2 separate regions of the Homo sapiens genome follow, and region 2 is linked to region 1. The links are chromatin contacts, found by Hi-C or POLR2A ChIA-PET in ENCODE. All regions are on one chromosome and are shown on one strand. The core of a region is the stretch at or near the end of the contact, and the rest is flanking DNA. Distances in the headings are between cores, read along the strand shown.

Region 1 (5,928 bases), core at 1,833-4,332:
GTGTCCCTTGACATGCTGGGGCTCCCAGGGCACTCCATGAATAAATAGAAAGCGGTTGTGTCCAGGATATGCAGAGGACTCTGGGGAAAGTATGAATCATCAGGCCCTGATAGTTTGAAAGTGACCTTTCACACCCTGCCAAGACACTGCATTACCGAAGAAGAGGTAATTGATGGCACAAAGCAATAGATGGTGCCCGATAGAATGGATTACAAGAGGATAGACCATAAACCTCAGCCATGATGCCTAACAAGGAATGTTCTCAGAACTCTGTAGGCCCAATCTCAGAACAAGTGAATTAGAATATCTAAATCAAAGGCTAAAATGCGCTTAGAAAATGCTTGCCAAGTGAAATGACATGATTCACTTCGGGTTAAGAACTATTGGCCTAGGCCGGGCATGGTGGCTCACGCCTGTAATCTCAGCACTTTGGGAGGCCAAGGCGGGTGGATCACTTGAGGTCAAGAGTTCGAGACCAGCCTGGCCCGCATGGTGAAACCCCATCTTTACTTAAAATACAAAATTTAGCCAGGTATAGTGGCACATGCCTGTAATCCCAGCTACTTGGGAGGTTGAGGCAGGAGATTGCTTGAACCCTGGAGGTGGAAGTTGCAAAAAAAAAAAAAAAAAGGAAAAAAACTACTGACCTAAAGAAATAAAAATTCCTTTTTGATTAGAAGGGGCTAATATTGTTTTGGTGTAGGTACTGGATTGGCAAGAAGGCTGTCCTGCATAAATTCATGTCTTTACAATAGGCTCCTATTAAAATGCACCAGCTTCTCCCAGTCTCCTTGCCTTTATCTTCTAAGGAGGTTATAATGCAAAACCAAACATCAACCAATCTTAGTTTGGTCAAGTCAGGAAAGAAACAGCAGGAGAGAAATAATACAGAGGCTGCATTATTTGCTTTCCAAGTTATTATCCAAACTATGAAATATTTGCATTTTGGGGACTAATAAAAATAACATAATAAAATGAAGATAATATCTTTAATGCTATCATCTTCCAATAGCTTTGTTATTGAGAAATACTGGTGTGTTTTTCTATTTGCATTTCCAAGTATATACTCACTCAATCTGCCAGAAGCATCCATTTGCCTCTAAGAGGATTTAGAATAATTACATCAGGAATGCACAAAAGGAGTTGATTTTTCTGCTTTGACTACACAAATTGTATTTTTGTGTCTCTAGAAATAGGATCGTTTTGACAATTCTGAAGAATCTAAGTGAAGCTTGGCAATACTGATTCTGCTGCTTTGCTGTAAGTCATAGGATAGAAAGAATGCAAGATGTGCCGGGCATGGTGGCTCATGCCTGTAATCCCAGCAATTTGGGAGGCCAAGGCAGGCAGATCATGAGGTCAGGAGTTCAAGACCAGCCTGGCCAATATGGTGAAACCCCGTATCTACTAAAAATATAAAAATTAGCTGGGCGTGGTGGCGCACACATGTAATCTCAGCTTCTCAGGAGGGTGAGGCAGAAGAATCACTTGAACCCAGGAGGCTGAGGTTGCAGTGAGCCAAGACTGTGCCACTGCACTCCAGCCTGGGCAACAGAGCGAGACTCCATCTCAAAAAAAAAAAAGAAAGAAAGAATGCAAGATGTGATGAAAGGAAAACTTCTGATATACAGAAAGGAGAAGAACCTTCCTCTTCTAGCCCAGATGGAACATGGGAGGGAAGAGAGAAAAACAGAGTGAAGAGGTTGGTTGCCAATGTCTTTGATATCTATCCCTTTCTGCGACCTTAGGGTAAACTTGGAAACTCCCAAGCCTGTCTTTGGGAAGTGGGTCTTTGGTATACCCTCACATCCAACATGGCAGGACTAGCAATGGTGAATAAGATATCTACGTAGACATCCTGAGAAAATGTTACTGGTGCCCCAGAGCCTATGCATGGTCTGCAGAAGATCCACAAACGTGTCCTCAAAGGTTCTGAGATTAGCTGTGCTGACCAAAGATCACAAAGCTATGGGGTCTGTGGAACATGGGGACTCATGACCCCTACCTGACATGCAGCCAGAAGGGACCAGCTGCACACAACAAGCTCCATGCAGAGACCCATAGAAGGCCCAGCCCATCTGCAACTAGCAGATGAAGGACTGGTGCTCAGGGACACAGTATCTCCTCCCACCACCCCAAGGTTATGTCACTTCTTTCATGCAGCCAGATGCCATCTAGCGGGGTGAGGAAAACAGCAAGAAATCTGAAATACTGAGATAGTTGAGAAACAGGCTCTCTCTCTCTCTCCTGGGTTTTTCTCCACCCCCAGCACATGAAAGAATTGTAAGGAAATTTAGATGATTGATAATAAACTATAAAATATAAAATCTGGATTATCATTATATATTTTATGGTGATGGGTAGATTTCCATACTCGCCACAATTACTAGCCTTTCCTAAATTAGGACATTTTCTGGAATGTTCTTCTAATAAAAACTAAGTCATTATCATTATACTTAGATTTTATAACCAAGAATTCCAAAGTCATATTACCAGTCTACTACGCTTTCCCAATGAATCCATCCTGTAAGTCTAATTTCTAAATACACTTGTTGTCCACAAGGTGGCCCTAGAAGCAATAGAATACAGTTCACCTCCAGAGCAGCCCGACCGCTAAAAGGACTCAATCCTTTTTGTTTTCCCATTTATGAGCAATTAACGGAGTGAGAACAGAAAAAAAAAGAGCACAATTAAACATTGTACTAATAAACTGATAACGCGTCTTCAGTGTTTGTTTTTACCAAACAGAGCAGAACTATGAATCATGCGGCCGCGGAACTGCACACCTTGGCTGTGTATGGCACCGAGGCACCTTGCGTTACCTCCGAGGATGTCTGCCAATTTTTTAAACATGCAAAACCATAGTGTCAGTAAAAGAAAAGTTCCCAGAAGACTCGCAATTGTGCAAATGGGGGGGGAAAAAAAACAAACAGGCATCAGCCATCACAAAATTCCAGATTGCCAGATTCCTTGATTGTGGCTTTTAAGCAAAACACAGCCAGCTGCCTGTATTTAACGTTAATTGTTAAGCTCCAAGTCTCAGCCAATCATTTTACTTCTGAGCTGGCGCTGTAACAGCAACACAAATATGAAACTCTCTCCCTGACCCAGTTTAGTGTGGGGGGGAGGGGGGAAGGAGACAATGAATAATTAATTCTGGGATTTGGTCAGCTTTCCTGTGAAGAACACATCGCTAGCTTCCTAAAGCAAAACAACATCTGTGCCTGAAAACTTCTCTTGCGTCTTCAAGATGAGCTGATGGTGTGTTTATAAACCCCGTAAAAATCCACCTCTTATCTCTTCTCCCCACCAAAGAGCCATGTTCGCACTTTAAGGAGTGAGTCTTCTGTTTATGATTGGCTAGAGGGGTGGCCACCTTTCTCATGTGGTCCTCTGCTGAGAACTCACTCGGCTGATGATTTCCCTGTTCTTGACCCTTTGTGTGATTTGAAGGTTTCTCGCTCCTCCCAGATTGCTAACAGCGCCAAGTATCTAGTCTCCTATTTTTCCTCGGGGGATGGATACCTTAGCCTCCTTTCTCGGTCTGGAATGCAAAGAACGCAGCTTCATTTGAGTGAATGGAGAATTCTTTGTAGGCAGAAACGATCTCTCACTCCTCTCTCATATTCCTGTTCAATCTTTCTATCTCATAAACCATAAACGACAGGCAGATGTCTAAAAAAGCATCTGGTTTTTAGAATCCCCCCAGTCACCGGACCTGGGGGGAGGTGTCCTCCTCCAGAGCACACCGAGCAATCTCCCGCAACCAATCTGACTTTTTGAGTCTGGCTTTGAGGTCTTGTTGCCAGAAAAGGGAGTCCTGAATCCAGACCCCAAGAGGGTTCTTGGATCTCACGCAGGAAACAATGTAAGGCGGGTCGCAGAGTGCAGTGAGAAGAGAGAGTTGATTGAAAGATACGCAGTTACAGAGTAGGGATCCTCAGAAAGCAAGAGGAGGAACGCTTCATCTTTGTTTTGTTTTTCTTACATGGGGGTCTTTTCTATGCAAAAGATAAGCTATGTCTCTGTGCAGGTGGGCTGACAGCATGGCAAAATTGCTTATTTTTTGCTGACTCAAAGAAAACTCTCCTAGTCATATAGTGTGTAAATACATCAAATCATACGTGTAATTACCTTAGAAGCATGCATTGTTATGGATATTGGGACATCTGGACATTCCATTGTCATAGGAGTGTGTCCTTGCAGGTATCATCAAGCTGTTTTCTGAACTGTAAACATCTTAGGGCTGTGGGTTGTGACCAGCAAGGAATGTGCCTTATTAGTGTCAAGATGGAGCTGAACTTCAAATGACGTGACTCTGACTCTCCTATGCTCTTGTTTCCCTAACAGTCTGACAAGGTTAACCTTCAAGGACTGCATCAGGAATTGGTCACAGTGCTTAGCAACAGGTTCTCTTCACTCTTGTCATTTACATATAGACGACAGCTAATATTCAAATCCGTGTAGGCAAACCCACAGTTGATTAAATTAAATCTCTTCTCTAGCTTGATTTGCATAACTTGAAATAATCAGAATAGAGAGTGAATGCATAATTGAAAAGAGAAAATACGTACTGCAGCTATTTGAAACTAGATGTCGTTGAATTAAGCTTGTAAATTCTGATAGTACTGAATGTACAACTGTTCTAGGCTAACTTTACATTTGAAATGTTAAGAAATGTGAGTTGTGAACTGGAAAGTTAATTAACAAACAAAATCTTAGAATATTGCACTTTGTTATGGCAGCCCTAGAAATAAACAAAATTTAAGAGAAAAAAGAAATTTTTTGACTAACAATAACAACATTTTAAGTTGTTTTTTTTTTTTTTTTTTTGAGACGGAGTTTTGCCCAGGCTAGAGAGCAGTGGCGCAATCTCCACTCACTGCAACCTCCGCCTTCCGGTTTCAAGCAAGTCTCCTGCCTCAGCCTCCAAAGTCACTGGGATTACAGGCACCCGCCACCACGCCCAGCTAATTTTTTTGTATTTTTAGTAGAGACCAGGTTTCACCATGTTGGTCAGGCTGGTCTCAAACTGCTGACCTTGTGATCCACCCACCTGGGTCTCCCAAAGTGCTGGGATTACAGGCATGAGCCACCATGCCCGGCCCCAACATTTTAAATTTTTTAAGAGAAAAACTGTCGAGCAAATGACCTGAATAGTTTGCTGGCACTATTTTACAAGAAAACAGAAGCAGTTCCTGCATACCATGTTCTATTCTAACTCTTGCAAGGAAAAGAATTTAGCCAGTGTTTCCTTTATTTTAGAGCAAAATCTACTCACTGTAAGATCTTCCCCATTACTGCACCCAGACTCCCAGTTCTCTTTCTTTATGGCCCATATAGGACCCTCACACCTCCACCCACTACCCGCATTGCCTTTATGAAAAAGCAGACCCTGATCTGGCTGGGCTCAGTGGCTCACGCCTGTAATCCCAGCACTTTGGAAGGCCAAGGCAGCCAGATCAGGAGGCCAAGAGAGCGAGACTACCCTGGCCAACATGGTGAAACCTCCACTAAAAATACAAAAATTAGCCGGGCATGGTGGCTCAAGCCTGTAGTCCAAGCTCCTCGGGAGGCTGAGGCAGGAGAATCGCTTGAACCCAGGAGGCAGAGGTTGCAGTGAGCCGAGATTGTGCCACTGCCTGCCAGCCTAGTGACAGAGCAAGATTCCATCTCAAAAAAAAAAAAAAAGCAAAGCCTGAAGAAACAAAAATCCACCATGCACCGCAAAGACAGAGAGACCCTGCTGCTAAGCAATGTCACTTTGTAGACCAGGCACAAGCAGTCCTTCATTTTGTTAATTTCACCTTGCCTTGCTGTTCCCATCACCTGGGGTATCAAAAAGAGAAAGGAAAAAAGCAAGTGGGCGTGGCAACAATAACTTGGATCCCTAGAGTATACACCTCCCACCCCCTCACCCCCAATACT
Region 2 (5,928 bases), core at 2,241-4,740, 200 kb after region 1:
AAGTTTGCTGACCCCTGGTTTATATCATTAGGGTAGGCATGTTGTGCCTTTATCCTATGTTTTTTAAGAAAATTCTAAAATCTAAAATGTATTCATTTCATGTATATTATAATGTGAAATTCTTATTTTGATAGCATTTTTATACCCCCTATGCAAAACTGAAAATGCTAGACAATGAAAGAAATGTGTAAACTGTTGAATACAAGGAGCCAGGCATTCATAATAGAGCCAGCTGATGCTTTGAGAGAAGAAAAAACCTCATGTCTCCTCTTCTCACCTCTCCCTCTTTTCTTCCAACATTTTATTACGAAAATTTTTAAATATACAGAGAAGTTGGTAGAACTGTACAGGGAACGCCAATTTGCCCTCCACCCAGAGTCTGTAATTACTAACATTTTGCCACATTTCCTTTATCGCCTCTCTGTACAATCATCTGTCCATCTCAGTTTTTATGTATTTCAGAATAAGTTACAGATGTTAGTACATTTCAACAATAGGTTACTTTTATTTCCACTGTTAATTAGGCTTAGTCTGAAGGGTGTGGAATATTTTCATTTCCTGAATGGAATAAAAGGTGGGAGTTAAAAGCAGATGGGAACAAGCAGAATGATATAATGTAATTAAGGCCTGGCTTAAAAAAATATGTGTGCCTGTGTATGCACACACACACATTGTAAATTTTGTGTACATGCACATAAAATATATATACACATGCGTGTGTGTGGATATGTATGCATATCTATATGTAAAAATAAAAGAATGAAATTGTCCATAAAGTAATGCAGGCTTTGAGAAACTGTTGGGAGAACTACATTTACCAGTGCTTAGGCACCAGACCAGTATTGTGAAAGTAAAGATGCTGAAGTCTTTGACACCTTTAACTTTTGCAACACATTTATGTTCTCTCAGACCGCATCCAGGGGCAGGAGAAGGAGTGTTCATGTGTTCACAGGCAGCATCAGCCAGGTGCACAGGTCCAAGACCTCAGGCCAACTCAGGCTGGAAGGCACCTGCTCCTGTGGGGTGCTAGCCACCACTGGGGAGCAGAGATGAGCAGAGAAGGCTCCTGGAGCTTTGAAAGACGTAGGCAACCTGCTACCTGAAGGACCAGTGAGGAACCTTTTGACAGTCAAAGAAATTTTTTATGATAGGAACAATTTCTAATTGGTCCATGTGTGCACTCCTTTTCTTTTCCTGCTCTGCCCTGCCCTTTTTGAGATGGAGTCTCACTCTGTCACCCAGGCTGGAGTGCAGTGGCGTGATCTGGGCTCACTGCAACCTCCGCCTCTCTGGCTTAAGCGATTCTCCTGCCTCAGCCTTCCGAATATCTGGGATTACAGGCATATGCCTCCATGCCCGGCTAATTTTTGTATTTTGAGTTGAGACGGGGTTTCGCCATGTTGGCCAGGCTGGTCTCAAACCCCTGACCTCAGGTGATCCGCCCACCATGGCCTCCCAGAGTGCTAGGATTACAGGTGTGAGCCACTGCACCTGGCCGAGTCCACTCATTTTCTAACAGCAGTTCTCAGGTTCCTGTCCTTTAGGCCCATTTAGTTATACATTTGCATAATGCTTTGCAATTTTAAAAACACTTTTCTTAGACTGTGATCCTGTGGGAATTATTATTCCAATTTCTTGCGATTTTTTTTTTTTTAATTTTGCAAGCTGCCATGAATTCTTAGGAAAAAATGCATGGTAAACATTAGGCATACTTTTCAATATATGTGCAATGTGCGATATGCCACACATATGGCCAAAATGCAGTTGGCTCATTTTGACAGTTTTTTTTTTTGTTTTTTTTTTTAACGCTGCCATGCTGTTCCAATTGGTTTGGCTTGACAGTTTTGAAATTGACAATTTCTGCCTCTCCCAATCATTGCTCTCAAGGGCAGGGGTACCACACTGGACATTTCATTGGATCTTCGAAGGCCCTACATACAATGCTGATTCCCAGGCAGATACTTCATAGATGTTTACTTTCCATTGAGTTTATTTTGAGTTATTAGTAGGATGCCTTAGTTGGGATTCCATTTCCAACCTGAGGATCAGCAAAAATCATTTTATGCATCTGCAGTGTTCTTGTTAGGTAAGCACTGTTGGGACAGGTAGAGTGAATGGTTTAAATGCTTTCCTGTTAGATACCCTTATTTTTAAAGTGTGAGGTGTCCTTTCTTGATTTCTTTTCTTTTTTTTTTTTGATACGGAGTCTCGCTCTGTCACCCAGACTGGAGTGTAGTGGCGCGATCTGGGCTCACTGCAACCTCCGCCTCCCAGGTTCAAGCAATTCTCCTGCCTCAGCCTCCCAAGTAGCTGTGATTATAGGCACGTGCCACCACGCCTGGCTAACTTTTGTATTTTTAGTAGAGATGGGGTTTTGCCATGTTGGCCAGGCTGGTCTCGAACTCCTGACCTCAGGTGATCTGCCTGCCTCGGCCTCCTAAAGTGCTGGGATTACAGGGATGAGCCACCCCGTCCGATTCTTGATTTATTTTCTGTAATTGATTTGATGTGTGCAAATGTGTTTATCAATAGGAAGAGCACTTTCTGGAAGGCATTATTCAGAAGATTAAAGGAGAAATCCTCACCATCAGTTCTTAGTTTCTTGAAGCCCGTGGTGGAAATGGATACACAGATGACACAGAGACCATCCATTTTTCTGTTTTCTGTGTGTTTCTAGCCCCAGGCAAATCCTGCCAAGCTCTGTCTATTTTAATGGCCCCTGTTTCTGGTGTCACCTCTGGCTTGAGAACTGCATTTCCATTAGCCCCCCTTTCGTTCTCTTTAAGGATGGGGGGATTACTGTTCTCCAGGCATCATCAAGCAGAAAATCAGCACAGAGATGCTTATGAGCATGCTCTATCACACTAGTGTTTTTTAGATTTATTTTAGTGTTTAATTCTAGTATTTTATGGGAAACTAGTCTGTCTTTTGATATTGAATTACATAAAAATTATAAGCCCTGCTAAGCTTTGAGTGTGATTAAAAAACAGCTGAACATTTGAAACTTGGTCTGTATGGGATCCTAATTTGGGGTTCTCATGTGTGAAGGTCTCCTTTGATATCAAATATATAATGTTCCTTTAATGTAATACTGTCTATAAATGTGATTTTTTTTTCTCCAAGAAAGTTTAGTCTCTGCCCTACTTAACCTAAATATATAGCCCACCAGTATTTTATTTCTCTTTATCATAGGAACATAATTCAAGATCTCTTAGATTATGGTGATTCATAAACTTTCTAAATAAATTCTTTGCAAAATCATTAGATAAATATATATTATTTTAAATAAAGTAGGCAACGGTATAGTAATATCCTTCCCCCAAGACACAGAGTTAAGGCAACTTAATATGTTTGTATGTAAGAGGGGAAAAAAAGGTGACACAGATGTAAACCGGAAGGCCCAAGGTTCTTATCTTTGGGCAGAGGATTACATCTGGGTGCTTTTTATTTTCCATTTGCTCATCGGTTTTCTGAAATTTCCACAGCAGACTGTTACCTTGGTAGTGAGAAACAAAATGATACTTGATTTTTCAAAGAGGGTCATTTATACCTGTCCCCAGCCTCTTCCGCCTCCCAAGTGAAATGGGGCTTGCCAGCTGATTCATTTATGTTCTTTCTTGTTTTCTAAGTTAGTATATTGCTCAAAACAGCCCTTGCGAGCTCTAGGAGCTCAGGAGCAGTTTGGTGTCCTCAAAGCAGCCCCTTCCCTAAAGCTACAGCCTCTGGGTTAAGGACATGTAGCAGAGGTACTAGTGTGAGATGTCTGGGTTTTCTGGTTTGTTCTTGGACCCACAAAGCGCAGAGAGCTCCCAAACATGTTCTCAGGATGGGCGAGGGTAGAAGGTGTAAGTCTTGGTGCCTATCTGCAAGTGAAGGTGTTTTTAAGACACCATGTGCGTGAGCATGTGACCCATGTGGTTTATGATGCTGACTTTTTCCTCTGGGGAAATGCGAAATACTTAAAGCTCTTATCTGTCTGTACTGATTTTGAAAGCCAAGAGCCTAAGATTTTGACAATTAGTTAAAAAAAAAAATCTGCAAGTCATGTGGGAATTGTAAAAATCTTATGGGGAATAATAATTTTAACTTAACCAATAAATAACACAATAAAAATTAAAGCACTTAAAATACTGATTTAAGTGCTTTATTTGTTATTGCATAAATAAATAAATCAGGGAGCTGATTTACCCCACCACCCCTACCCATGTCAGACTCAAATTTTACTAGGATTATCTTGTTTCTTTTGCGTATTTATAGCTACTTTTCCTATGTTATTTGCCTTTAGGGCAAATTATATTCTCTTTGAGAATATTTTATTCTTATTTAAATTCTTTATTGTCTTGAATAGGCACAGTAACAATAAATTTATTCAAAATTCAACAATGGGGAAGAACTTTAATTAACCTGATTATTTTATATTTTTCTAGTGGAGTAGTGGTGTTAGTTCTACCATCAGAGCAGTAATAGTTGTTTTAGATTAAATTTTACCTTGAAAAAGTTGATATTGGAGACATGAAGTTTTCTTTTTTTTTTTTTTCTTGAGATGGAGTCTCACACAGTCACCCAGTCTGGAGTGCGATGGCCCAATCTTGGCTCACTGCAGCTCTGCCTCCTGGGTTCAAGCGATTCTCCTTCCTCAGCCTCCCAAGTAGCTGGGATTACAGGCGCCTGCCACCACGCCTGGCTAATTTTTTGTATTTTTAGTAGAGCCAGGGTTTCACTATGTTGGCCAGGCTTGTCTCGAACTCCTGCCCTCGTTATCCTCCTGCCTTGGCCTCCCAAAGTGCTGGGATTACAGGCGTGAGCCACCGCATCCAGCCCCTATGAGGTTTTCATGTGTTTTGGAGGCCCTCTGTAGTGCATCAGTATCCCCCATCACATAGTGTGTACGCAGTCAGCCAGCTCTGCTTGATGGGCTGGGTGTATGGGGAGATGTTTCTGGGTATGGTGTGGGGTTTTGTGTGTGGTGTGTTGTGAATGTGGTATGTGTATGTATACTTGTGTATTTTGTATGTGTAGTTTGGATGAGATGTGCATGTGTGTAGTATGTGACATACATGGTGTATGTGTGTGTATGTGGAATATGGTGTGCATGTCTGGAGTATCTGGCATGTGTGTAGATGTGTAGTGTGTGCGGCATACATGGTAAGTAGATATATGTATGTGGCATATATGATATGATCTGTGTGTGCGCGTTAGTGTGTCTGCAGGAGCATTCGAGAATGCCAGCGAGGATGCATTTCCTATCATCTGTTCTTAATGGAGAAGGATTTCTGGAAGCAGCAGATGGTGTGAAGTGTGCAGCTGTGAAGTTAGAAGAAAATCTTGGTAAGGACCAGATTGGTTCTGGGCAGGAAGGAGTATCCTCATAAAATCAAGCCCCTAAAGCTATAAACATCAGATAGCAGGGCCCGAGGCAAGCGGGGGTTTGAGAGGAGTCACAATGTGCTCTCATTTACAAAAGTAGTGGCTGCCAGCTTTTTATCCAAAATCCCTTAGGAATTACAGTTGTTTTACGGGCCCAAAATGCTTTGTAACTCAGCAGATGGCTTGAAGACTTCAGTATCTTCCCATTTTTACTTTAAGGTCAAAAGGATTCTAATTAAAGTTAAAGCTACAATCTCAATGTCATTGTTTAAATGAATTCACCAAGACAATAGTTGTGGAATCTTTTCAGAGGAAATTTAAGATGTTAATTTCCCACTGAAGTATAGTCTAATAATTGAGCTAAATAATGGCACTAAAGAATGACTTGGGGGTTTGCCCTCTTGGAGTCCATTTATTCTTAAAGAAAGATTTTTCCCTTTAATTATCAAACTAATAATGGCCATTGGAGGTGGGGAACTGGGAAGAAAAAAAATCACCAAAAATTCCACTCCCAAAGAAAATCATTGTAAATATTCAGTCATTTCCCAAGCATATCTGTAG

Evidence for each region. A loop is a pair of places that touch in the nucleus more often than their neighbours do. ChIA-PET counts read pairs that join two places held with the same protein, here RNA polymerase II (POLR2A). Pooled maps may share reads with other maps.
Region 2: a loop to region 1 is called in a pooled map, with 6 times the contacts of the local background. The contact joins two enhancer-like sites. A Hi-C loop is called at or near these places in 2 of 168 maps with a recorded cell type or tissue (K562 and PC-9), 1 of 37 single-sample maps with no recorded cell type and 5 of 50 pooled maps. POLR2A ChIA-PET finds 5 or more read pairs at or near these places in 2 of 52 experiments (Caco-2 and MCF 10A).

The regions. Positions count from the first base shown.
Region 1 is chr9:87,334,474-87,340,401 of GRCh38, forward strand. No RefSeq gene overlaps it. Among named protein-coding and RNA genes, the nearest start is that of DAPK1, 160 kb to the right of the region's middle. RefSeq lists a silencer at 1,995-2,164. Within about 2 kb of position 3,083, at least 5 of the 41 ENCODE cell types and tissues checked have a DNase peak (open chromatin) inside an H3K27ac peak, as active enhancers do.
Region 2 is chr9:87,532,466-87,538,393 of GRCh38, forward strand. The region is part of intron 2 of DAPK1 (death associated protein kinase 1); the gene reads left to right. Among named protein-coding and RNA genes, the nearest start is that of DAPK1-IT1, 18 kb to the right of the region's middle. Within about 2 kb of position 3,491, at least 2 of the 41 ENCODE cell types and tissues checked have a DNase peak (open chromatin) inside an H3K27ac peak, as active enhancers do.